Regions from separate parts of the Homo sapiens genome. Here region 2 is linked to region 1. Evidence: chromatin loops called from intact Hi-C (ENCODE). Cell type or tissue: mammary epithelial cell. All regions are shown on one strand. Links, peaks and the distances in the headings refer to the core of each region. The heading gives the core; the rest is flanking DNA. Region 1 has its middle 9.5 kb from the start of LEO1. Region 2 overlaps MAPK6 (mitogen-activated protein kinase 6).

Region 1 (12,652 bases), core at 2,613-10,612:
CAGGCTGGTCTTGAATTCCTGACCTCAGGTGATCCATCCACCTCAACCTCCCAAATGCTGGGATTACTGGCGTCAGCCACCGCACCAGGCCTGAGAATTTCATCTATTAGGTGTGTGATTAAATAAAACAACTTCAGAGTGGCTTTATCTTCGTTCTTTCAGTTTTTGAAAGAACGTTCTGCTTTCATAAGGTGAAGCTAGATCCTCAGAATAATATCTTTTTAGATACCATAGAACCCGAAGAACAAAGATTCAATGAGGTTGAGTACATAACACAATACAATTAATGTATCATCACAAACATTTTTACAAGGTAATCAAAAAAATACTCAACAGGCCGGGCGCGGTGGCTCACGCCTGTAATCCCAGCACTTTGGGAGGCCAAGGCAGGTGGATCACGAGGTCAAGAGATCAAGACCATCCTGGCCAACATGGTGAAACCTCGTCTCTACTAAGAATACAAAAATTAGCTGGGTGGGGTGGCATGCACCTGTAGTCCCAGCTACTCAGGAGGCTGAGGCAGGAGAATCGCTTGAATCCGGGAGGCGGAGGTTGCAGTGAGCCAAGATCGCGCCACTGCACTCAAGCCTGGAGACAGAGCAAGACTCCGTCTAAAAAAAAAAAGTATAAAATATATACTTACACCAAATCACACAAAAAGGAATATATGTTTTTAAATTTGTGTAACACCTTAACGACTTAGAGGAAAAATAACAGATTGATTAAACAGAATATATTCACTGAAAATTCACTCCATTTATGGTAAACTGCCACTCCACAGGAGGATCATGTGGCTTTTCTGAGCACTTTGTGGAAGGAGTTGGCCTTTAGAAGGGAACAGGCTGATCTGAATTAAAGAGAGCAAGAGAGGAACCTTGTAGTTTCTCTCTATAGCAGTAAGTAAATACTCAGCTGATTTCTTGGAAGACACATGATATTCACTAACAGTCTGCCTTTACTGGATTCCTTACTGAATTACTGAATTAGGGTCCCACAATGGGTGCTATAGGGATATAAAAATAATGACAAACATATTTCTTCATATAAAAGAGTTTGGGGGGCTGGACACGGTGGCTCACGCCTGTAATCCCAGCACTTTGGGAGGCCGAGGCGGGCGGATCACGAGGTCAGGAAAGCAAGACCATCCTGGCTAACACGGTGAAACCCCATCTGTACTAAAAATATAAAAAATTTGCCGGGCGTGGTGGCACATGCCTGTAGTCCCAGCTACTCGGGAGGCTGAGGCAGAAGAATCGCTTGAACCCGGGAGGCAGAGGTTGCAGTGAGCTGAGATCGTGCCACTGCACTCCAGCCTGGGTGACAAAGCGAGACTCCCATCTCAAAAAAAAAAAAAAAAAAAAGAAGTTAATTATAAACTATGTAGAGGTACTAAAAATTGAAAGCCAGAAAATGATCAGTGAAGATGGGGGTTAGTCAGGAAAGGTTTCTTAGGAAGATTCAAACTATATTAATGAAGTGACCAGAGGGAACGCAGTTATTGAGACATAAAATTGAGCAGAACGTAAAACTCAAACAAGAACATTGACCAGCTTATCAAATTCATTCCCTGATTCACTATAAAATTTCAGAACACTGGGGATTAAAAAAAAAATTCTAAAAGTTTCTAGAGAGAAAAATCTGCTGGCATATGAAGAATCTGGAATTAAAATGTTGTCAGATTTCTAAACAATTCTGAGAGTTAGAACTATGTGGAATTGTCTTTAAAATCCTGAAGGAGGCCGGGTGTGGTGGCTCACACCTATAATCTCAGCACGTTGGGAGGCCGAGGCAGGCGGATCATGAAGTCAGGAGTTCAAGACCAGCCTGACCAAAATGGTGAAACCCCATCTCTACTAAAAATACAAAAATTAGCCGGGCTTGGCGGTCGCACTCCTGTAATCTCAGCTACTCAGGAAGCTGAAGCAGGAGAATCGCTTCAACCCGGGAGGCGGAGGATGCAGGAGCCTAGATTAAGCCACTGCTCTCCAGCCTGGGAGATAGAGCAAGACTCTGTCTCAAAAAAATAAATTAATAAAATAAAATTCTGAAGGAAAATTATCCATCCTAGAATTATTATTATTATTTTTGGGGGAAGGGGGATGGAGTCTCTCTCTGTTGCCCAGGCTGGAGTGCAGTGGTACGATCTTGGCTCACTGCAACCTCTGCCTCCCAGGTTCTACAATTCTCCTGCCTCAGCCTCCCGAGTAGCTGGGATTACAGGTGCACACCACCACGCCCGGCTAATTTTTTGTATTTTGGTAGAGACGGGATTTCACCATATTGTCCAGGCTGGTCTCGAGCTCCTGAGCTCAGGCAATCCATCCACCTTGGCCTCACTAAGTGCTAGGATTACAGACGTGAGCCACTGCGCCCGGCCGATCCATCTTAGAATTCTGTACTCACCAAACTATCATTAAATAAAGGAAAGAGTAATGGTATCCGAAGGAAACTAGCCTCTATGTATGCAGTGCAACTACCCTGAGGCTCCATGCTGTGAAAAAGCCCAAAGGAGGCCACACAGGGAGACCAAATGAAGAGAGATGCCAGGCCAACCCCCATCTGTTATCGCCCTCCTACAGTTCCTACTCCAGCCTCCATTTATTTTGTTGTTGTTGTTTTGTTTTGTTTGAGACAAAGTCTCCCTCTGTCACCCAGGCTGGAGGTCAAGTGGTGTGATTACAGCTCACTGCAGCCTTGAACTCCTGGGCTCAACTGATCCTCCCACCTCGGCCTCCTGAGTAGCCGGGATTACAGGCATGTGCCACTGTACCTGGCTAACTTTTTATTTTTTTGTAGAGACAGGGTCTCACTATGTTGCTCAGAATGACTTCGAACTCCTGGCCTCAAGCGATCCTCCCACCTTGGCCTCCTAAAGTACTGGGATTATAGGAACAAGACACCATACCTGGCCCCAGCCACCATTTGGATGCCACCTCAGTGAAGGAGCCCAGGCCACAAGTGCCCAGCTGAGCCTTTCCTCAATTGTCTCAGAGTAACCAGGAGACCATAAATGGGTGCTGTGGCATAGTACACTAAGTTTTGAGGTATTTTGTTATGCAGCCTTAGCAACTGGTAAGGTTGCTCAAATATTTTACAGTCTATGAATTGTCCACCAAAATGAGGTGGTCCACTAAACCAAGGAAGAGAAAAGCTGTTGAGATAGGAAAACCAACAATGGAAAGAAGCAAAAGGAATTACTGATGACAGTTTAATTTTTTTTTTTTTGTAACAGAGTCCTGCTCTGTCGCCCAAGCTGGAGTACAGTGGTGTAATCTCAGCTCACTGCAGCCTCCGTCTCCTGGGTTCAAGTGATTCTCCTGCCTCAGCCTCCCGACTAGCTGGGCTTAGAGGCACACACCACCATACCCAGCTAATTTTTTGTATTTTTAGTAGAGACAGGGTTTTGGGATGTTGGCCAGGCTGGTCTCAAACTCCTGACCTCAGGTGATCCACCGGCCTTGGCCTCCCAGTATGCTGGGATTCCAGGCGTGAGCCACCATGCCCAGATTTCAAAAAGGTAATACGGTATCTAAACTCTATTACCACACCCAGCAGGGGCTGACCAGCATCCTATAATCAAAATTAAATTTCTATAGTAAAATGTATGAAAATTCAAACTAAGAGTGATAAAGTTTAAATAGGTTTAGATCAGTTTGGGTCAGCATTTGCCACCAAAATGAGTTATGAAAGTACGCTCAATTTCAGAGATTTTTTGGGGGGATTACCTTATAACCCCATTAAAAAAACAAAACAAGAAAAAAACTTTTAAAAGAAAACAATTTCAGAGATTTTTGGATTTCAGAATTTTGAAAAAGGGATTGTGGACTAGAACTAACTTATTCCATTTTCACAACAACCCTATAACATAGATTACATTACATTCCTCCCATTTTACATGTCAAGAATTTGAAGGGGCCAAGCATGGTGGTTCACACCGATAACCCCAACACTTTGGGAGGCCAAGGTGGGCAGATCGTTTGAGTCCAGGAGTTCAAGACCAGCCTGGGCAACATAGTGAGACCTGGTCACAAAAAAATTAGCCAGGAATAGTGGCTCACCCCTGTAGTCCCAGCTACTTGGGAGGCTGAGGCATGAGGATCATTTGAGGCTGGGAAGTCAAGGCTGCAGTGAGCCATGATCATGCCACTGCACCCCAGCCGGGGTGACAGAGTGAGACCTTGAAAAAAAAAAGAGAGAAAGAAAGGAAGGAAGGGAGGGAGGGAGGGAAGGAAGAGAAGGAAGGAAAGGAAGGAAGGAAGGAGGGAAAAGAGAAAGAAGGAAAGAAGAAAGAAAAAAAGAGAAAGAAAAGGAAGGAAGGAAGGAAAGAAAGAGAAAGAAAGAAAGGGAGAAGGAAGAACAGAGAAGCTAAGAAACTTTGCCCTAAGCTACACAGCTAAGAAGACTTGCTCAGACATAATAACATAAACATATTTTCAGTTTAGTAGGATTATTTGACTTTTAAAACTTAACACCACACACTAATAATTTTAGTAAAGAATATTTTATTTCCAAGATACATGGTAAGGAGGAGGAAAAAACATTCTGAATAATATTTATATAAAGCTACCATTAAAATTTAAATATAGGCTGGGCATGGTGGCTCATGCCTGTAATCCTAGCACTTTGGGAGGCCAAGGTGGGCGGATTACTTGAGCTTAGGAGTTTGAGACCAACTTGGGAAATAAGGCGAAACCCCATCACTACGAAAAATACTAAAATTAACTGGATGTGGTGACATGTGCCTGTAGTCCCAGCTACTTGGAAGACTGAGATGGGAGGATCACTTGAGCCTGGGAGGTCGAGAGTATAATAAGGCAGAGATTGCGCCACTGCACTCCAGCCTGGGTGACAAAGTGAGACCCTGTCTCCAAAAAATAAAAGTAAAAAAATGTGAATATGTGTGTGTGTCTAGCATGTAAACAGAGAGACTGTTGCTGGAAGACTGCATCAGAAGCTGGACCCAGTGCTTGCCTCCAAGAGAAGGAGCTAGAAAACTGGAGGAGAGAAGAGAAACATTACTTTACACTCTGTACCTTTTGAATTTTGTACCAAATGAGCATATTCAAAATTAAAATTAGAAGTAGAAGGGCCGGGCGCGGTGGCTCACACCTGTAATCCCAGTGATTTGGGAGGCCAAGGTGGGCAGATCACCTGAGGTCAGGAATTCAAGGCTAACCTGGCCAACATGGTGAAACCCCATCTCTACTAAAAATACAAAAATTAGCCGGGCGTGGTGGCGGGCACCTGTAATCCCAGCTACTTGGGAGGCTGAGGCAGGAGAATCACTTGAACCTGGGAGGCAGATGTTGTGGTGAGCCGAGACCACTCCATTGCACTCCAGCCTGGGTGACAAGAACAAAACTGTCTTAAAAAAAAAAAAGAAAAAAAAATGTGGATACCAAAATGTCAGTAGTGTTTAGTTAACTCTGGATGCTGAGATTTTATTTTTTTGTTCATTTTAATATTTTCTAGGGTTTCCACAATGAACATGTATTTGTTTTAGAATAAGCAGGAAAAAACCTTTGTTTAGGTAGCATATCCTTTGTTGAACTACAATTTTCCTACCAGTTTGGTATCTAGGATGCATAATACATCATAAACTGGGCATCACATTAGTTGCCTCAAGTATTTTTTTGTGTGTTTGGAGCTATTTACCAGTTGGAATTACAGAAGCTATTTTTTTTAGACAGAGTCTTGCTCTGTTGCCCAGACTGGAGTGCAGTGGCAGAATCTTGGCTCACTGCAACCTCCACCTCCTGGGTTCAAGCGACTCTCCTGCCTCAGCCTCCCCAGTAGCTGGGACTACAGGCGCATACCACCACGCCCAGCTAAATTTTATATTTTTTAGTAGAGATGGGGTTTCACCATGTTGGCCAGGTTAGCCTTGAACTCCTGACCTCAGGTGGTCCGCCCACCTCAGCCTCCCAGAGTGTTGGGATTACAGGCATGAGCCACCGCACCCAGCCACAAAAGCTATTTCAACGTAGAGCTGATTACCTCATGGAAGCATTTGCAGGGTATCCAGAAAAAGACAGAAAACATACTTCCCATAATTAAATGTAAGCTGTTTTCTAAAATGATAGCAAACCCCTTTCCTGAACCTCTTTCCTCCACCACCATTAATCTAACTTGCTTTTTATAAGATTCAAGTGTCATCTCCAAAGCACTAGTATATAAATTACTCCCTATACAAATGAGAGTTTGGACATGCAAATATAAGCTTGGAAAAGGTTCCAATATGCTTCCTATGAAAATTCAGACTTATCGGCCGGGTGCGGTGGCTCATGCCTGTAATCCCAGCACTTTGGGAGGCCGAGGCCAGCGGAACATGAGGTCAGGAGATCAAGACCATCCTGGCTAACACGGTGAAACCCCGTCTCTACTAAAAATACAAAAAATTAGCCGCGTGTGGTGGCGGGCGCCTGTAGTCCCAGCTACTCCGGAGGCTGAGGCAGGAGAATGGCATGAATGGGAGGCCGAAGCTTGCAGTGAGCCGAGATCGTGCCACTGCAGTCCAGCCTGGGTGACAGAGCGAGACTCCGTCTCAAAAAAAAAAAAGAAAAAGAAAAAAAAGAAAATTCAGACTTATGTGAAGAAAAAAAGAACAGAATAAAGGTAATGAGTCAGAAATTATTTCTTAGGACAGAAGCAAAGTTTGTCCTTTTGGAACCTTTTAAATATAGGGTTGGGTTTAGGAACCCGCTTCCTGGAATAGATAGACTTTAGACTCCTTCCTGAAGCTTGAGGGTTACCAGAGAGCTATGTCCTAAAAAGACCTTTGCAGCAGGCAGGATGAGGTCAGCGTACTCAACACCAGAGCAGGAACAACTACTGGAGGAAAGAATCAGAAGGAACAAAGAAAGGAGGATGGGGTACGGAGGGTGCTGTGGGTGTTAGTGGAGGAAGCTGAATAAGAAAAACGATATGCAGAAAAGATATCAAAGAAACTGAAAATGAGAAGTATAAGGAAGGAAAGAAAGGACGGAAAAAAATAGATTAAGAATACAAAGGGAAAGGAGTGACAGAAGGGGATGGAAAAATAATTTTTTAAGGCACATAATAAAATAGTACTGAGGTGGGGAAATATTGAAACAAAAATGTGAAAACATCCCAACAGCACAAACACAGAGACAGAGAGAAACATCAGGAAATGTAGACTTCCCTGCCAACCAAAATTTTACAAATAGAAAGGAACCACTAAAACAGATCCGGCTCAAACACAAAGCAAAACTGAAAATTTCACTTTACAGCAAAACTGCTCTGATTAGATCTTTCACTGGATTTCCTTATCCAACTGGCTGATTTAGAATCGTGTGAGAACACAGCATAACTGCAGAGATACTATCTCGTCGGCGGGTGGGGACTGCTGGCACGCAGGCTGCATCTGGCCCTCAGTATATTTCATCTCACCCACAGAGGACTACCAAGAGGAGATAATGCTGAATTTCATGCTTGCAATGGCAAAAAAGCATTGCAGTATTAACATCCTTAACAGTAATATGGCAAAAGGCCACAAGATGGTGATGGTATACCCTAAAGAGATCTCAATCATATGTAAAATGAGGTACACACACATACACACTCACACATACACTATACACTTACTAATTTTTCTTTAGAAAGAAAATGTCCTGTGTTGGTGGTGGTGAAGGAGGTCTTAGATAAGAGGAGACTTGAAGAATACTGCCTTTAGATAGCAATCAAAACACTTCTTATGATAAAATGAGGCAGTGTTTTTTCGTGTTTTTCCCAAGTAAAAAAAAATAAAAAAGGTATTTTTCAGACTAGAAAACACTAAGAAAATATTTTTCAACTATAGGCACTCTGATTTGTATGCATCTGCTGATAAAGTAATCATTTATATAAAGTAACTGTTACCTTTTAAGGAAATTTTTAAATTTTTTCTTGGGCTCCATAAGATGAAATTTCCCTAAAGAATCCAGTGAAGATTTTACTTCCTTGACTGCAGTTTATTTCCTTACTCAATGAGGAAATGACAGGCAGGATTAATTCCTTTCTTTAAATGGGTGTGACATTTTAGGTTAATCATGATTCATAGTGATGTATGGATAAGTTTAACTTTCAGATGTGCAAACACACATGTACACACTTTTTATCTGCTACTTAACACAAAATCAAAATTTGGGTAGGAAAATGGGTTAGAATCCTGGGCCTAAAATGTCAGAAAGAAGTAACTAATAGGAAAACAGCCAAAAAATATCCCAGGGTCATAAATTTCTATTTGCAAAAACAATATTAACCTTTAGAATTTTTTTTTAGGTTGGGCGTGGTGCCTCATGCCTGTAATCCCAGCACTTTGGGAGGCCAAGGTGGGCAGATCACCTGAGGTCGGGAGTTCGAGACCAGCCTGACCAACATGGAGAAACCCCGTATGTACTAAAAATACAAAATTAGCTGGAAGTGGTGGCCTGTAATCCCAGCTACTCAGAGGCTGAGGCAGGAGAATCACTTGGACCCAGGAGGCGGAGGATGCAGTGAGCAGAGATCACGCCATTGCACTCCAGCCTGGGCAACAACAGCGAAACTCCGTCTCAAAACAAGCAAACAAAAAACGACAACAACAAAAAAAAACAGGACAACAGGGCTGATGTGGTGGCTCTTGCTTGGAATCCCAGCACTTTGGGAGGCCTAGGTGGGTGGATTGCTTGAGCCCAGCAGTTGGAGACCAGCCTGGGCAACATACCAAGACACTGTCTCTATAAAAAAATTTAAAAATTAGCTGGCATGGCACATGCCTGTAGTCCCAGCTACTTTGGAGGTTGAGGTGGGAGGATCACTTGAGCCTGGGAGGTTGAGGATGCAGTGAGCCATGATCATGCCACTGCACTCCAGCCTAGGTGACAGAGCAAGATTTTAATAATAATTATTACTAAAATAATAATAAGACAGCCTTTTGAAAGGGCAATTTGGTATTATCTATCTAAACTGTAAATGGCTATACTCTTTGATTAAATATTTCCATGTCTAAGTTCAAGGCTGCAGTGAACTATGATTATGCCACTTCACTCTAGTCTGGGTGAAAGAGCAAGATACTGTCTCATTAAAAAAAAAAAATCCAGTCTAGAAATTGATGTTAAGAAAGTAATTTGACAGATGTGCAAATAGATGAAAAAAAATCACCAAAACTTTGTTTATAATAGCCAGAAATTGGAACCCATCAAAACACCCATCAATAGAGAATTGTTCAAATAAATTATAATGATGCAGTTACACAGTGGAATACTAAGTAGCAAATAAAAAGGATTAGGTTGATGAATGTGTATTGAAGAAAGGAGCATCATATATTGTTGAATCACTAAAGCCAGTTAGGAAACTGGATGTTTTCTATGTTTTCAGAAACAAATTTTTTTTCTGAGATGGAGTTTCGCTCTGTCGCCCAGGCTGGAGTACAGTGACACAATCTCGGCTCACTGCAAGCTCCGCCTTCCGGGTTCACGCCATTCTCCTGCCTCAGCCGCCCGAGTAGCTGGGACTACAGGCGCCTGCCAACACGCCGGCTAATTTTTTTTTTTTTTTTTTTTTTTTTTTTTGTATTTTTAGTACAGACAGGGTTTCACCGTGTTAGCCAGGATGGTCTTGATCTCCTGACCTCGTGATCCGCCCGCCTCAGCCTCCCAAAGTGCTGGGATTACAGGCATGAGCCACCGTGCCCGGCCAGAAACAAATATTTAAATATGCAGTAAATGTCTAGGAGGATGTGTACAGTGATGCGCTAGTAAAAGCTTAACAACCAGTTCTCCGGGGGGGAAGAAAAGCCCTGATATGTGGTGTTTGCTAATTTCATGGTGCAAATATTCCTGCCATGGCTGATTTCAAGCTGTCAATGTATAGTTATTGTACACACTTGGGAAGAGATCTACACAATCAGCTTAAATGGGCTAGTGCAGGCAGGATGCAGCACAGCTCTATATCTCTGGGAAGTGAGATTATGGGAAGACTGTCATGTTCCACTTTATATACTTCTGTGAGTTTGTTTTGTTTTTTGTTTCGCACTTTTGCAATGAAATTGTATCACTACTATAATCAACAAGAAGAATAAAAATATTAACTTAAAAACCAAAGATTTTTAAAAGACTGTTCAAAGTCATGGGAAGATGCTTATAACATATTGCCAGGCAAAAATTGTTGACTGAGTGTGGTGGCTTACAACTTTGGAAGGATGAGGTGGGAGGATCACTTGAGCCCAGGAGTTGTAGACCACGCTGGGGAACATAGTGAGACCCAATCTCTATATAAAATTTTTTTAATTAGCTGGGTGTGGTGGCATGCACCTGTAGTCCCAACTACTCAGGAGGCTGAGGCAGGAGGAGTGCTTTAGTCCAGGAGTTCCAGGCTACCATGAGCCACAATCACACAACTGCACTCCAGCCTGGGTGACAGAGTGAGACCCCATCTTTAATAAATAAAATAAAATATTGTATATCATGGTCAGGCACGGTGGCTCACATCTACAATCCCAACACTTTGGGAGGCCGAGGTGGGCAGATCACTTGAGGTCAGAAGTTTGAGACCAGCCTGACCAACATGGCGAAACCCCATATCTACTAAAAATACAAAAATTAGCTGGGTGTGGTGGCGCATGCTTGTAATCCCAGCTACTCAGGAGGCTGAGGCAGGAGAATTTCTTGAACCTGGGAGATGGAGGTTGCAGTGAGCTGAGATTGCACCATTGCACTCCAACCTGGGTGACAGAGCGACACTGTCTCAAAAAAACAAAAAACAAAAAACCCGGCCAGGCGCAGTGGCTCACGCCTGTAATCCTAACACTTTGGGAGGCCGAGGCGGGCAGATCACAAGGTCAGGACATCAAGACCATCCTGGCTAACACGGTGAAACCCCGTCTTTACTAAAAATACAAAAAATTAGCCCGGCATGGTGGTGGGCGCCTGTACTCCCAGCTACTCGGGAGGCTGAGGCAGGCGAATAGCGTGAACCCAGGAGGCGGAGCTTGCAGTGAGCCGAGATCGCTCCACTGCACTCCAGCCTGGGCGACAGAGTGAGACTCCGTCTCAAAAAAAAAACAAAAAACAACGACAAAAAAATTGTATGTCACTGTATTAGTCTGTTCTCACACTATTATAAAGAACTACCCAAGACTGGGTAATTTATGAAGAAAAGAGGTTTAATTGACTCACAGTTCTGCAGGCTGTACAGGAAGCATGGCTGGGAGGCCTCAGGAAACTTACAATCATGATGGAGAAGCCGAAAAAGTGAAGGGGGAAGTGCTACATACTTTTAAACAACCAGATTTCATGAGAACTTACTAATTGTCATGAGAACAGCAAGAAGAAAATCCACTCCCATGATCCAATCACCTCCTATCAGGTCCCCGCCAACATTGGGGATTACAATTCAACATGAGATTTGGGTGGGGACACAGAACCAAACCATATCAGTCACAAAGCAGTATTTTGGATTATCCCAATTTCGTTTTTTTTTTAAGTATATGTATGTTCATACAGTTGCACAAGAAAATGTCTGAAAGGACATAAGCCAAAATGTACATGGAGTTTGCAGCTGAGTGACAGAATTTTGGGTGATTTTTATTTTTTGTTTGACTTTTCAATATTTTCCATGTTTTCTACAAATGCTTTTATAATTATGTAATGCTTTTGTAATCAAAAAAGACATCGTTGTATTCAAAATACCATTTTAGCCTCACTGTCACTGCTTAGGAAGCAATTTCTTCCCTTTTCAGCCACTAGTACCATAATTAGAGCATATGACTATCTTAAAATATGGATGAATTCACTCTTTTATATTTTCCCCTCTCAAAGGTGAAAGAGCGAATTCTGTTTTCATTTATGTGGCCCAAGATCTTGAAATAATAGAAAAAAGTTCTCAATCCCCAATTCCATCAGCTGCTGCCATAGTCCCTACCCATATTTTTGCCCAGACTATTATGACAGCCCTTTACTCCCTCTGTTGCCATTTCTCCCCTCAGTACAGCTCAAAATGAATTAGAAAGGATTAGGGACATCTATGTGCATGTTGCCAAAAGATAATCATCTTAAAATATGGCTTCTATTTAATTTTGCTCAAAGTCTTTAATGGCAGTTTGCAAAAAAAGTATTTACAGCATGATTCCACTGCTGTAATATTTATAAAAACGTATTACCATATGCACAGAAAAAAATCTGGACTATTTCAACTTGTTAGCAAAGCTTTTCTCTGGGAGTACTGGAGATTATGGGAGAATTTTGCATTCTAATTTTTATGTTTCTGAAATGTTTTAAGAAAAGTCTAGATTACTTTTATAATGCAAAAAGAAATCGAACTGAGGAGGGAATTCTTAACCAAATTTCCACTGCCCCAAGAATAAAATCTGAAGTCCTCTCCTTTTGTTCAGATGCCTACCTTTAAAATCCACCTATTCAGGCTGGGCACTGTGGCTCCCACCTGTAATCCCAGCACTTTGGGAGGCCAAGGCGGCAGATCACTTGAGGTCAGGAGTTCAAGACCAGCCTGGCCAACATGGTGAAACGTCGTCTCTACTAAAAATACAAAAATTAACCGGGCATGGTGGCGTGCACCTGTAGTTCCAGCTACTTGGGAGGCTGAGGTGGGAGAATTGCTTGAACCTAGTGTGGGGTCGGTGGGGAGCAGAGGTTACAGTGAGCTGAGACTGCAC
Region 2 (12,652 bases), core at 1,927-9,926, 72 kb after region 1:
CCTGGATTCAAGCGATTCTTGTACCTCAGCCTCCCAAGTAGCTGGGATTACAGGTGCGTGCCATCATGCCCAGCTAATTTTTTTGTATTTTTAGTAGACAGGGTTTCACCGTGTTGGCCAGGCTGGTCTTGAACTCCTAGCCTCCAGTGATCTGCCTGCGTCAGCCTCCCAAAATGCTAGGATTACAGGTGTGAGCCCCCATGCCCAGCCTTTTTTTTTTTTTTTTTAAGTTTTTAGTGACAAGATCTTGCTGTGTTGCTCAGGCTGGTGTCAAACTTCTGGGCTCAAGTGATCCTCTGGCCTCAGCCTCCTGAATAGCTGAGGCTAAAGGTGCATGCCAGCACACCCAAGCTTATGTCTTCTTTTGTCTCTTTGAGCCTGTACTATTCAGTTCTGCTTTGTTTAAACTAAATTTAGCTTGAAATCTAAATTCACATAAACAATTGGTAATAAGTATAGCCAAAAAGATCTCACAGCAACTTCGTCTTAGATAGCAAATTGCCTTCATACAAGAATTTAATATTTTTCAAGCTGAACCTTGGTCTTTTAGTTTGGAAATGAAATCTTATGTGGGACCCTGATGTTTAAATTAGAGAGGTGGAGCTGCTTTGGTTGTAAAGAACCCCTGGGAGCCCTGCTTTGTTAGCTTTCCACAGTACATGCCTAAGACAAATCTTCATACATGTTGTTTCACGTTAAGATTATTTTTATTTTTATTTATTTATTTTTTTGAGACTGAGTTGTGCTCTTGTCACCAAGGCTGGAGTGCAATAGTGTGATCTCAGCTCATTGCAACCTCCGCCTCCTGGGTTCAAGCAGTTCTCCTGCCTCAGCCTCCCAAGTAGCTGGGATTACAGGCGCCCGCCACCACGCCCAGCCCACATTAAGGTATTTTTACTTGGGCCAGGTACAGTGGCTCACACCTGTAATCTCAGCACTTTGGGAGGCTGAGGCAGGCGGATCACCTGAGGTCAGGAGTTTGAGACCAGCCTGACAACATGGTGAAACCCTGTCTCTCCTAAAAATACAAAATTAGCTGTGCCTGGTGGTGCATGTCTGTAATTCCAGCTACTCGGGAGGCTGAAGCAGGAGAATCCAGGAGGTGGAGGTTGCAAAGAGCTGAGATTGCGCCAATGCACTCCAGCCTGGGCAACAGGAGCAAAACTCCATTTCCAAACAAAAAAGATATTTTGTAGAAAATGAGTTCTAGGCTGGAAGCGCGGTGGCCCCTGCCTGTAATCTCAGCACTTTAGGAGGCCGGGGCAGGAGGATCACTTGAGGCCAGGAGTTTGAGACCAACCTGCGCAGTGGCTCCTGCCTGTAATCTCAGCACTTTAGGAGGCCGGGGCAGGAGGATCACTTGAGGCCAGGAGTTTGAGACCAACCTGGGCAACACAGACAACTTTTTTTTCCTAGAGAAAAAGAAAAAGAGATGAGTATTACACTGACGACGTCCACAGTGAAATATTGTGGGTAGAGCACTGTATCCACAGTGAAGTATTGTGGATAGAGCACTGAACTAATAAGACTTATACTATATAAAATTGACTCCATTTCTACATCCAACTAGCTATATGACTTGAAGCAGATCTCACTCTCTCAGTCATCACACCTATAAAATGGAGTTAATATCTACCATCACAATCTCTCAGGGTAGTTTTGAGGATGAAATAAGGCAATATATGTGTAAGGTTTTGTAAGGTGCTTTGTAATTGTAAAGTAGTTGAATAGGTGATGAATAGGATTTATAGTAGAGGTCATTAAGGAGGTAGACATTGGTTTATAAGTAGCACCTCTGGTGCTCTTCCCTACTGTTCTGACTTGAAGCATACTTGCTCTTTGATTATCTCAAGACTGAGTGTAAACCAGCTCGTCTTCTGAAAAATGCTTTGAATGTGTGGCCTAGAGTTATATAATTTTTTTTTTTTTTTTTTTTTTTTTAAAGACAGGGTCTTGCTCTTTGCTCACTGCAACCTCTGTCTCCTGCGCTTAAGTGATCCTCCCACCTCAGCCTCCCAAGTAACTGGGACTACAGGCGTGTGCCACCATGCCAGGCTAATTCTTGTATTTTTAGTAGAGGCAGAGTTTTACCATGTTGCCCAGGCTGGTCTCAAATTCCTGACCTCAAGTGATCCACCTACCTCGGCCTCCCAAAGTGCTGGGGTTAAAGATTAGGATTTTTTTTTTTTTTTTTTTGAGATGGAGTTTAGCTCTTGTTGCCCAGGGCGGAGTGCAGTGGCACAATCTCGGCTCACCGCAACCTCTACCTCCCGGGTTCGAGCGATTCTCCTGGCTCAGCCTCCCAAGTAGCTGGGTTTACAGGCATGCACCACCACACCTGGCTAATTTTGTATTTTTAGTAGAGATGGGGTTTCTCCGGTTGGTCAGACTGGTCTCGAACTCCCGACCTTGGGTGATCCGCCCACCTTGGTTTCCCAAAATGCTGGGATTACAGGCATGAGCCACCACGCCTGGCAAATTAAGGATTCTTTAATCAAGTTGTAAGTACTGTTCTTCAGCTAAAGTAAAAAAAGTATGTTTTTTGTTTCTTTTATAGGGTCATCTTTCTGAAGGATTGGTTACTAAATGGTACAGATCTCCACGTCTTTTACTTTCTCCTAATAATTATACTAAAGCCATTGACATGTGGGCTGCAGGCTGCATCTTTGCTGAAATGCTGACTGGTAAAACCCTTTTTGCAGGTTAGTATTTTGTGGGGGGAAAAATTTTCCCAAAGAGAAGTAATTTTGCATTTTATCTCTGAAGCAAGATTCATATAAGATTTAAAATAATTTGTTATGATCTGTAATACTAAAATGAACAGATAAATTGGCGTTTTTAATAAAAAAATTGAGAAAACTTATTCACATATTCACTAAATTGGTCACTTCATAAATTATCAGAACTCCTGTTTAAATATAATTTCATATTTTGTGGACCCATAATACTTGTTGGTAATTTGTGTTGATACTTAAGTTGCATAATTCTGTCAGTATCATCACTTCCTGGTGAAAATTTTAAGCCATTGTTGAAAATCCAACAAATTTTTCTTGGTCCCCTCCCCCTATAAACAACCAAACAAGTAATTTTTTGTTAAGTTTGGTGCTATTTAGAAGTCTAAAGAAGTGTGTGAGAGAGGACTTTGTCAAGATGAGATGAGTAATCCATGAAAAATGTCTTGTGTCATAAAGCAAAGCATAGGTCTGTATAAAATTATTTAGTATAGACTAGAGCTGTAAACTTAGAGAAGCTATGCATCAGTGATTGCTGGAATGGAAGGCATTATGGAGTCAAACAGATTTTTCACTATTTAGAAGTAGCGAAGAATTTTAATTGGGGAAGAGAGAAAATGTGTTATTTAAGGGTACCCATATAAATAAGAGTATAAGCCTGGTGCATTCATGAATCTGAGATTTGTGCAAGTTGTCAAATAATAATAAACATATTTATGACTAGTTAAGATGGGGTCGGAATACTAGAAAGTATTTAGAAAGTAGGCAGAGGACTTTCCATATGGAAAAGTAAGGAATAGTAGGGGTACTGAAGATTTTTTAGTTGGGGAAGTGGTGTGATAGTGATTAAGGCCTTTTTCTGTCTTTTGACATAACTTTTTCCCCCTCTATACCCATTTTTTTTTTCTGAGACGGAGTCTTGCTCTGTCACCCAGGCTGGAGTGCAGTGGTGCGATTTCTGCTCACTGCAAGCTCCGCCTCCCAGGTTCACACCATTCTCCTGCCTCAGCCTCCCGAGTAGCTGGGACTACAGGCGCCCGCCCCGTCGCCCGGCTAATTTTTTGTATTTTTAGTGGAGATAGGGTTTTACCATGTTAGCCAGGATGGTCTCGATCTCCTGACCTCGTGATCCACCCGCCTCGGCCTCCCAAAGTACTGGGATTACAGGCGTGAGCCACCCCACCAGGCCCTCCATACCCATTTTTAGAGTGGTTCCCCCCAACCCCCAGACGGTGCTAAGAGCAGAAGGAAAGGAATAGGCCAGAGTCTATTTACATAAGAAAGATTAGTGTACATAGGAGAGCACTGGTGAAGAAAGGACAGCGTGCATAAATGTCTTTTAAGTATGTTAATGCCAGTACTTAGTTTATATAACAGCAAGCCAGCTCTTTATAATTTTTTTCTAATATTTATCTAAAATTTCTGTCTGGGCTCAGTGTCTCACGCCTGTAATCCCAGCACTTTGGGAGGCTGCAGCGGGCAGATCACTTGAGGTCAGGAGTTTGAGACCAGGCTTGCCAACATGGTGAAACCCTGTCTCTACTAAAAATACAAAAATTAGCTGGGCATGGTGGCGCACGCCTGTAATCCCAGCTACTGGGGAGGCTGAGGCACGATAATCGCTTGAACCTGGGAGGCAGAGGTTGCAGTGAGCTGGGATCGCGCCATTGCACTCCAGCCTGGGCGACAGAGACTCTGTCTCAAAAAAAAAAAAAAAAAATTTCTAAGATGTATGATAGTTTTCTAAATTGGAATTCGGAGGGATTCCTGGAAACTAAATTATTAAATGGATTGATTTTTGCTTAGGAACAATACTGTGATTAGAGGTTATGTTCCTGATATCAAGTGCCTTCCAGCATATATAAACAATTCTGTTTGTTGCGGTGTGACAAATTACTCCAAAACTTAGTAGCTTAAACAACAAACATTTATTAACGTTTTACAGTTTCTGTGTGTCAAAATATGGGAGTGGTTTAGCTGGGTGGTTCTAGCTTATGTTTTCTCAGTCAAGATGTTGGTAAGGGCAGCAGTTACCCTGAAGTCTTGACCAAGGCAGGAGGATCCACTTCTAGATAGCTTACTTACATGACAGTTACCAAGAGGCTTCGGTTCCTCACCATGTGGGCTTCTCCATAGGACTGCTTGAGTGTCTTCATAATATGGTGGCTGGCTTCCTCTAGAACCAGTGATCCAAAAGACAGCAAGGAGAAAGCCAGTATATCTTTCTTTAAAAAGTTGTATTGTTATATAATTCACATATCATACAATTTATTTAAATAATATAGTTCCATATTTTTTAGTATATTTACAGAGTTGTGTAACCATTACCACAATCTAATTTTGGAACACTGTCTTGGCTCCTGAAAGATCCTGCAAACCATTAGCAGTCACTTCTCATTTCCTCTTTCCCCCAGCCCCTGGCATCCACTAATCTACTTTATGTCTCTATGGATTTGCCTACTCTGGTTGTTTCAGATAACATTTGGACTTTGTGACAGGCTTCTTTCATGTAGCAATATTTTGGAGGTTTACCCATGTTGTGGCATATGTTAGTACTTTTTTCCTTTTTACGGGCAAATAGTATTCTGCTATATGGATATACCACATGCTGTTTATCCATTCCTCAGTTGATGGACATTTGGGTTTCCACTTCTTGGTTATGAATTATGCTGTTGTAAATATTTGCGTACAAGTTTTTGTGTGAAAATATGTTTTCAGTTCTCTTGGGTATATATACCTAGGAGTGGAATTGCTGAGCTGTGTGGTAACTGTTTAACTTTTTGAAGAACAGTTTCCCAGCGCAGCTGTACCATTTTACATTCCCACCACCAATGCATGAGAGTTAAATTTTGTCTTTTTGAGTATAGCCATCCTATCGGGTATGAAGTAGTATCTCATTGTGGTTTTTTTTTTTTTTTTTTTTGAGACAGAGTCTTGCTTTGTCATCCAGGCTGGAATGCAGTGGTGTGATCTTGGCTCACTGCAACCACTGCCACCCAGGTTCAAACAGTTCTCCTGCTCTCAGCCTCCCGAGTAGCTGGGATTACAAAGGCTTGTGCCACCACGCCCAGCTAATTTTTGTGTTTTTAGTAGAGACGGGGTTTCACCATGTTGGCCAGGCTGGTCTCGAACTCCTAACCTGAAGTGATCTGCCCGCCTTGGCCTCCCAAAGTGCAAGGATTACAGGTGGGAGCCATTGCACCCGGCCTCATTGTGGTTTTGATTTGCATTTCCCTAATAACTAATGGATGATTGAATGTCTGTCCAGATCTATTGCCCATTTTTTAAATTGGGTTGTCTTTTTATTATTGAGTTGTAAGAATTCTTTACATAATTCTGAATACAAATATTTTGTGATTTACATGTATTTTCTCCTATTCTGCAGTTTTTTTTCCCTTTCTTTATAGTGTCTTTTGAAACAAGATTGATTGATTGGTTGATTGATTGATTGATTGATTGGTTGATTGATTGATTGATTGATTGATTTTTTAAGACAGAGTCTTGCTCTCTTGCCTGGGCTGGAGTACAGTGGCATGATCTCGGCTCACTGCAGTCTCTCCCTCCTGGGTTCAAGCAATTCTCCTCCCTCAGCCTCCTGAGTAGCTGGGATTACAGGCACATACCACTATGCCCAGCTGATTTTTGTATTTTTAGTAGAGACGGGGTTCACCACGTTGGTCAGGCTGATCTCGAACTCCTGACCTCATGATCCACTCGCCTCAGCCTCCCAAAGTGCTGGGATTACAGGTGTGAGCCACTATGCCAGGCCTGAAACAAGATTTTAATTCTGAAGTCCAGTTACCTTTTTCTTTTGTCTCTTTTGTTTTTGGTGTCATGTCTGAGGAATAATTGCCTGACCCAAGGTCATGGATGTTTTCTCCTGTGTTGTCTTCTGAGAGTTTTATAGGATTCTTATACAGCTGGGCGCGGTGGCTCACACCTGTAATCCCAGCGCTTTGGGATGCGGAGGCAAGTGGATCACCTGAGATCAGGAGTTTGAGAACAGCCTGGCCAACATGGTGAAACCCTGTCTCTACTAAAAATACAAAAATTAGCTGGGCATGGTGGCGCGCACCTACAATCCCAGCTACTCGGGAGGCTGAGGCAGGAGAATTGCTTGAACCTGGGAGGTGGAGGTTGCAGTGAGCCGAGATCTTGCCACTGCACTCCAGCCTGGCCAACAGAGCGAGACTCTGTATTGGGGGTGGGTGGGACGGGAAGGGATTAACTTTTACACATTCTTTTGCATGTGGACATCCTCTTGTCCTGGCACCATTTGTTGAAAAGATTCTTTCCCCACTGAATTATCTTGACACTTTCATAAAGAATCAGTTGACCACACATGTAAAATATCTTTTTGTGACCAAGTCTCAAAAGTTACATACTGTCAACTTTAGCTTTATGTGTTAGAAGTGAGTCACTAAGTACGCTTCATGGTCAATGGGAGCGGAGTTCAGTTCCACCCTTTAAAGGGAGGAGTATCAAAAGAATTTTTGGACCTTTTTTTTTCATTTTTTACCTTCTCGAATGAACAAGGGTAAAGTGTACATACATATATCTATACACACACACACACACACACATATACACATACATAGATACACACATACATATATATATAATTTTTTTTTTCCGAGACTGAGTCTTCCTCTTGTTGCCTAGCCAACAATCGTACAATGGTGCGATCTTGGCTCACTGCAACCTCCGCCTCCCAGGTTCAAGCGACTCTCCTGCCTCAGCCTCTCAAGTAGCTGGGATTACAGGCATCTGCCACCACACCCAGCTAACTTTTGTATTTTTAGTAGTTTCACCCTTTTGGCCAGGCCGGTCTCAAATTCCTGACCTCAGGTGATCTGTGTGCCTTGGCCTCCCACAGTGCTGGGATTACAGGCAAGAGCCACCGTGTCCGGCCAAGTGGACACATTTTAAAGCCACCACAGTAACGAGTCAGAAAAACAAGCCAGGTGTGGTGGCTAATACATGTAATCCCAGCACTTTTGGAGGCTGAGACCAGAGGATCACTTGAGCCCAGGAGTTAGAGACCAGCCTGGGCAGCATAGTGAGACCCTGTCTCGACAAAAAACAAAAATGTAGCTGGGTGTGGTGGCACACACCTGTGGTCCCAGCTATTCAAGGGGCTCAGGTGGGAGGATTGCTTGAGCCCGGCAGGTCAAGGCTACAGTGAGCTGTGATCATGCCACTTACTCCAGCCTGAGCAACAGAGCAAGACTTTGTCTTAGAACAAAAACAAATTTAAGTCTATATAATGAAAAATCATTTGGTCATGCTCCAAGTCATAGAAGTGAGTCAGTACCTACTGCTGCTGCATGGATTATACAAAGGGTTTTTTTGTTTGTTTGTTTGTTTTGGAGGAGTCTCGCTCTGTCGCCTAGGCTGGAGTGCAGTTGCATGAGCTCAGCTAACTGAAACCTCCTCCTCCCGGGTTCAAGCGATTCTCCTGCCTCAGCCTCCCGAGTAGCTGGGACTATAGGTGCATGCCTCCATGCCCGGCTAATTTTTGAAATTTTAGTAGAGACAGGATTTCACCATATTGGTCAGGTTGGTGTTGAACTCCTGACCTCAGGTCATTACCTGCCTCAGCCTTCCAAAGTGCTGGGATTACAGGTGTGAGCCACTGCTCTCGGCTGTATTTGTGTATTTTTAAATGTTTGTTTTTAAATGTTCAATGCACATTCGGACATTAAATATAGGAATAAAAATAATTGGATTTGTTTTAAAACTCTTAAGTAGCATAGTTTTACATTTAATAGGAATAGTTTGCAATGAAATGATTGGAAAGATCTAGATTGTAGTTTGTTTCTAGTTGCCAGGTGCTTTATTGATTTTTGTCAGTGACCCATTCAATAAAAACACGAAGGGAAATCTGAGTGGTTATTAATTAGGTATAAGTTGCAAATGAACAGAGCAACAAAAGGTAAGGACCAAGCACTCATTGGAAATCAGTGTGTTTTTAGCCTGTGTGTCTTATTTTTTGGTGCATTTCTCTTGTGTGTCCAGATTGTCTCTCTATAGGTGTTCCTGTCCCAGGTTAACACTTGTACTTGGGCAGTAGATATTTTCCCTCTTTCCTGCTGTAGCACTTCTATCTCTTGCATCTTCACTTTACCTCTTCTGCTAGATCACTTTTATCAGTATTCATTCAAACATTGATAGAATTTTTCCAGTCTTACAAAATAATCTGTCCTGACCCCACAGTCCCTCAGCTACTGCCACATACTACTGTACTCGTTGGATGTAAAACTTCTCAAAAGATGCGTGCATCCTTGCTGCTCTTAATTCCTCTGCTTACATTCTGTCTTTCACCCTGTCCAGTCAGGCTTTGTCCTCCACCAGAAACCACTCTCCACAGGTCACCAGTGATCTCCATAATGCTAAATCCCTTGTCAATTCTAAGTCCTCATTTTGAGCCATCTCCAGCATTTGTTGCAATTGATCTTCACCTCTTCAGGTGCTTTTTCACCTGTCTTTGGGCACGCCACTCTTGAATTCTTCCCTGGCCTCTTTCCAGTCACCCTTGCCAGTTCTCTTTCTCCTCGTGTTGGAAGTATCCCAGATTCAGTCCTTGGGCTCCCTGCTTCTCTAGCTTCACTTAGTCCCTGGGTAGTCTCATTCTTTTTCATTCCTTTAAGAATTATCTATATCTGATGATGACTCCTGAATTTATGATGACTCCTGAATTTATATCTTCAGCCCTGACCTCTCGTCTGAATTCCAGGTTCCTTAACTCAATATCTCCACTCAGATGTCTAATAACAAAGTTAACCTACCCAGAACTGGGCCCCTGATATTTCTTCCTCATACGTTGTTTTTACTCATGTTAGCAAACCAGTACCTCCATTTTTCAGTTGCTTAGACAAAAATCTTGTCATTGTCCTTCATTTCTGTTAGCACAGATCCTGTGGGCTCTTTCTTCAAACTATATCCAGACTCTTAACGGCTTGTTACTGTCACTCTTACTATCCCTCCCCCGGTCCAGTCAGCCATTATGTCTCTCCTGTTAGAAGGACCTTCTCTTTCCTGCTTCAGTATTTGCTGTCTTTAGTTACCACATCGCAGCCAGGGTGGTCCTGTTGAAAGACAAGGTAGATCATGTCATCTCTGCTCAAACTGCATGATGGCTTTCCATCAAACTCAGGGTAAAGCAAACCCTTTGTTCTAGTACCACTCTGACTTATCTCCCATTATCTGCCCCAAGCTACTCTCCTTTTGCTACACTTGTCTAATTGTTGTTTCTTTGACATACCAACCTGCCTCTGTCTTCTGGGCTTCTCTCCATCTTCCTAGAACTCCTTTCTTTCTTCCATATGAATGTTTGGTGTATTCCTGACTTCCTTAATTTTCCACTTCTTAGTGAGGCCTTCCTTTGTCTCAAAAAAAAAAAAATGTCTTATTGTTGCCCAGGCTAGAGTGCAGTGACATGATCTTGGCTTACTGCAACCTCCTCCTCCAGGGTCCAAGCAATTCTTGTGCTTCAGCCTCCCAAGTAGCTGGAACTATAGGCATGCGCCTTGCCTGGCTAATTTTTGTATTTTTGGTAGAGATGGGGTTTTACCATGTTGGCCAGGCTGGTCTCGAACTCTTGACTTTAAAAAAGTATTAACAACCCTATTCTTCCCAACAGTGCCATCACCCTTAGCTTACTCTCTTTTTCTTTATAGCATATGTCACCATAAGACCTACTTTACAGAATTATCTGTCTTTATCCACAAGATTGTAAGATCCATGAAGGCAGGCACTTGGTCTGTTTTGTTTCATAACTGTATTCTCAAGTGTCCTGCGCATAGTAGGAACTAAAAGGAATTTTGAATGTTCAATGAATTTATAGACATTAAAGGAAAGGCAAGTGGAATTTTTATTTTTTGTTTTTGAGACAGGGTCTCACTCTGTCATCCATGCTGGAGTACAGCAAATGGAATTTTTAAAAGTCACCACCTATTTAGCCTAAAGTTTCCCCCTTTATTTCTTTCATTGCCTAACAACCTAGAAATGCTAACTGAGCCCTAACATAGAACTATAAAACTTCCTGTTTTACAAGTCTAGTCCAACCCTTCATTTCATTGATGTTGAAATAAAGTCCTAAGAGATGTTAGCTATTGTCTCTGAAGTTATAGCCAGTAAATTAGTGGTACAGTTAAGACCAGAATCCAGATCTCTTGAATCTCAGTTGCTTTTTTTTTCACTAGTTTGTGATAACCTTAATATGAGACCAAACTTAAAGAGTCAGTTCCCTATGGAAACAAAGCAGCAAAAACTAAATACATCAGTAAGCAGAAATTGAAATAGATAAGTAGATTGGTGATAGTCAAAGCAATGAAACCTGCTGATGATACAATTCAAACTTTTCCCCCCACTGGTCATTATAATATTTAAATTAGTTTAGTATGTTTATTGTGAAATAAGTAAACATTGAGGAATGTGTTTTTTTGTTTGTTTTTTAACCTCAGGTGCACATGAACTTGAACAGATGCAGCTGATTTTAGAATCTATTCCTGTTGTACATGAGGAAGATCGTCAGGAGCTTCTCAGCGTAATTCCAGTTTACATTAGAAATGACATGACTGAGCCACACAAACCTTTAACTCAGCTGCTTCCAGGAATTAGTCGAGAAGGTATTGTGACTCGAGAGTAACCCTCACGTTAATGCCTGTGTGTGAGGCAGAATCTGTGTAGGGAAGCTGGAGCTTTTTATCCTTAGATATGGGGCTTTCTCCAAAATAGTCTTTAGACACTTAAGGTGTACGTAAAACTTCAACTCTCATTTTCCCTTTTTTTGTCCTGTTACTTGGGCTACGATCTGTTTTTTTGGTTCCTCTGAATCACTTTCCAGAGCAAGTAGCAAGTATTTTGAATATAGGCACTGGGGACAAAATCATGATGGCATTTTTTCCCTCAGATATACTTGGAACTCCTGTAAATGCCTGGATAAAAAGAAAGCTGCTGTATTTAATTTCAGCCGGTTTTGCAGGCTTTTCAGTAGTTCCACATTCTTAATCAGTCTTTGAGTCTGTCTGCACAAATTCCATTGCTAGCTCCCTTGCTCGTAACCCTGTAGCCACTGTCACAACATCCCTGTTCATATCTAAATGAGTCCTCTGTGGGAACACTTTATTTTTATTTTTTATTGAAAAATAGAGACAGAGTCTTCCCTGGGCTGGTCTTGAACTCCTGAGCTCAAGCAGCCTTTCTGCCTCAGCCTCCCACAGTGGTAGTATTACAGGTGTAAGCCACCACACCTGGCCAAGGAGCACTTTTAAAATGCTGAACTAGTAATTCTGAATTGGGAGGTGGAGTGGGGAACAGGGTGGGTGTCTGCATACCCTCTCTAAGGTGTGACTCTGCTCAGCCAGGTGAAGACACTGTGTGCAGTGATAACCTGGATCCACTTCAGAGTAGTTGTCACTAATCAAGAGGACGGTGCTGTTGAAGCATTTGTAACCTTGCTGTATAATGCTATTTGAATCTTTTTCGTACCCTCATTAGGGTGGGGACCATGTTTTAATCTTTGAATTAAACTGAATATTTGGCCACTGACTGGGGTTTATTAACCATTGAGCAAAGATCCTTGGTGGTCACATGTGGCAGCACTGTGCTTGCAAGCAAGTGAATGCAGAGTGGATGGAGTTTCTGAGACTAAAGATTTATCAATTGTATGCTCCATACTACTTTCTTCTTAACAGTGGAGTTTTATTTTGGGACAGAGCACATTCTGAGGCAGTGGCAACTTGGTAAAAAGAATACATGTTCTCACCCCACATTCTTTATGATCTTTGAAGGAAAAAAGCAAACAGGATTAAGTACATCTGAGTGAACGTATAAGACTCCTAGGAGCCCTACTCTGGTTAATTTCCCTCTATACTTACCTCTCATCCTTTCTGTAGTATACCATATATTTCTCTAAG

Evidence for each region. Hi-C counts contacts between places; a loop is a spot of excess contacts. Peaks named below come from ENCODE experiments on the same cell type or tissue, not always from the same donor. Only the 100,000 strongest peaks of a DNase experiment are listed, where the experiment ranks them.
Region 2: it touches region 1 in a loop (6-fold over the local background); 10 of 110 quality-filtered maps call a loop at or near these places.

The regions. Positions count from the first base shown.
Region 1 is chr15:51,974,926-51,987,577 of GRCh38, forward strand. It overlaps a transcript of MAPK6 not described here. Among named protein-coding and RNA genes, the nearest start is that of LEO1, 9.5 kb to the left of the region's middle. In mammary epithelial cell, for the core only: a CTCF peak has its summit at 7,516 (motif pointing right); a DNase peak (open chromatin) is centred at 7,476; H3K4me3 peaks cover 191 bases; H3K27ac peaks cover 1,044 bases.
Region 2 is chr15:52,047,436-52,060,087 of GRCh38, forward strand. MAPK6 (mitogen-activated protein kinase 6) reads left to right here. Exons shown (of 6, transcript NM_002748.4): 3 at 2,558-2,702; 4 at 11,198-11,362. It overlaps LOC112268150 (a long non-coding RNA gene), which reads right to left. Exons shown (of 2, transcript XR_002957719.2): 2 at 8,546-9,820. Among named protein-coding and RNA genes, the nearest start is that of MAPK6, 35 kb to the left of the region's middle. RefSeq lists a silencer at 5,623-5,823. In mammary epithelial cell, for the core only: no CTCF peak of the experiment used is centred there; a DNase peak (open chromatin) is centred at 5,726; H3K27ac peaks cover 2,283 bases.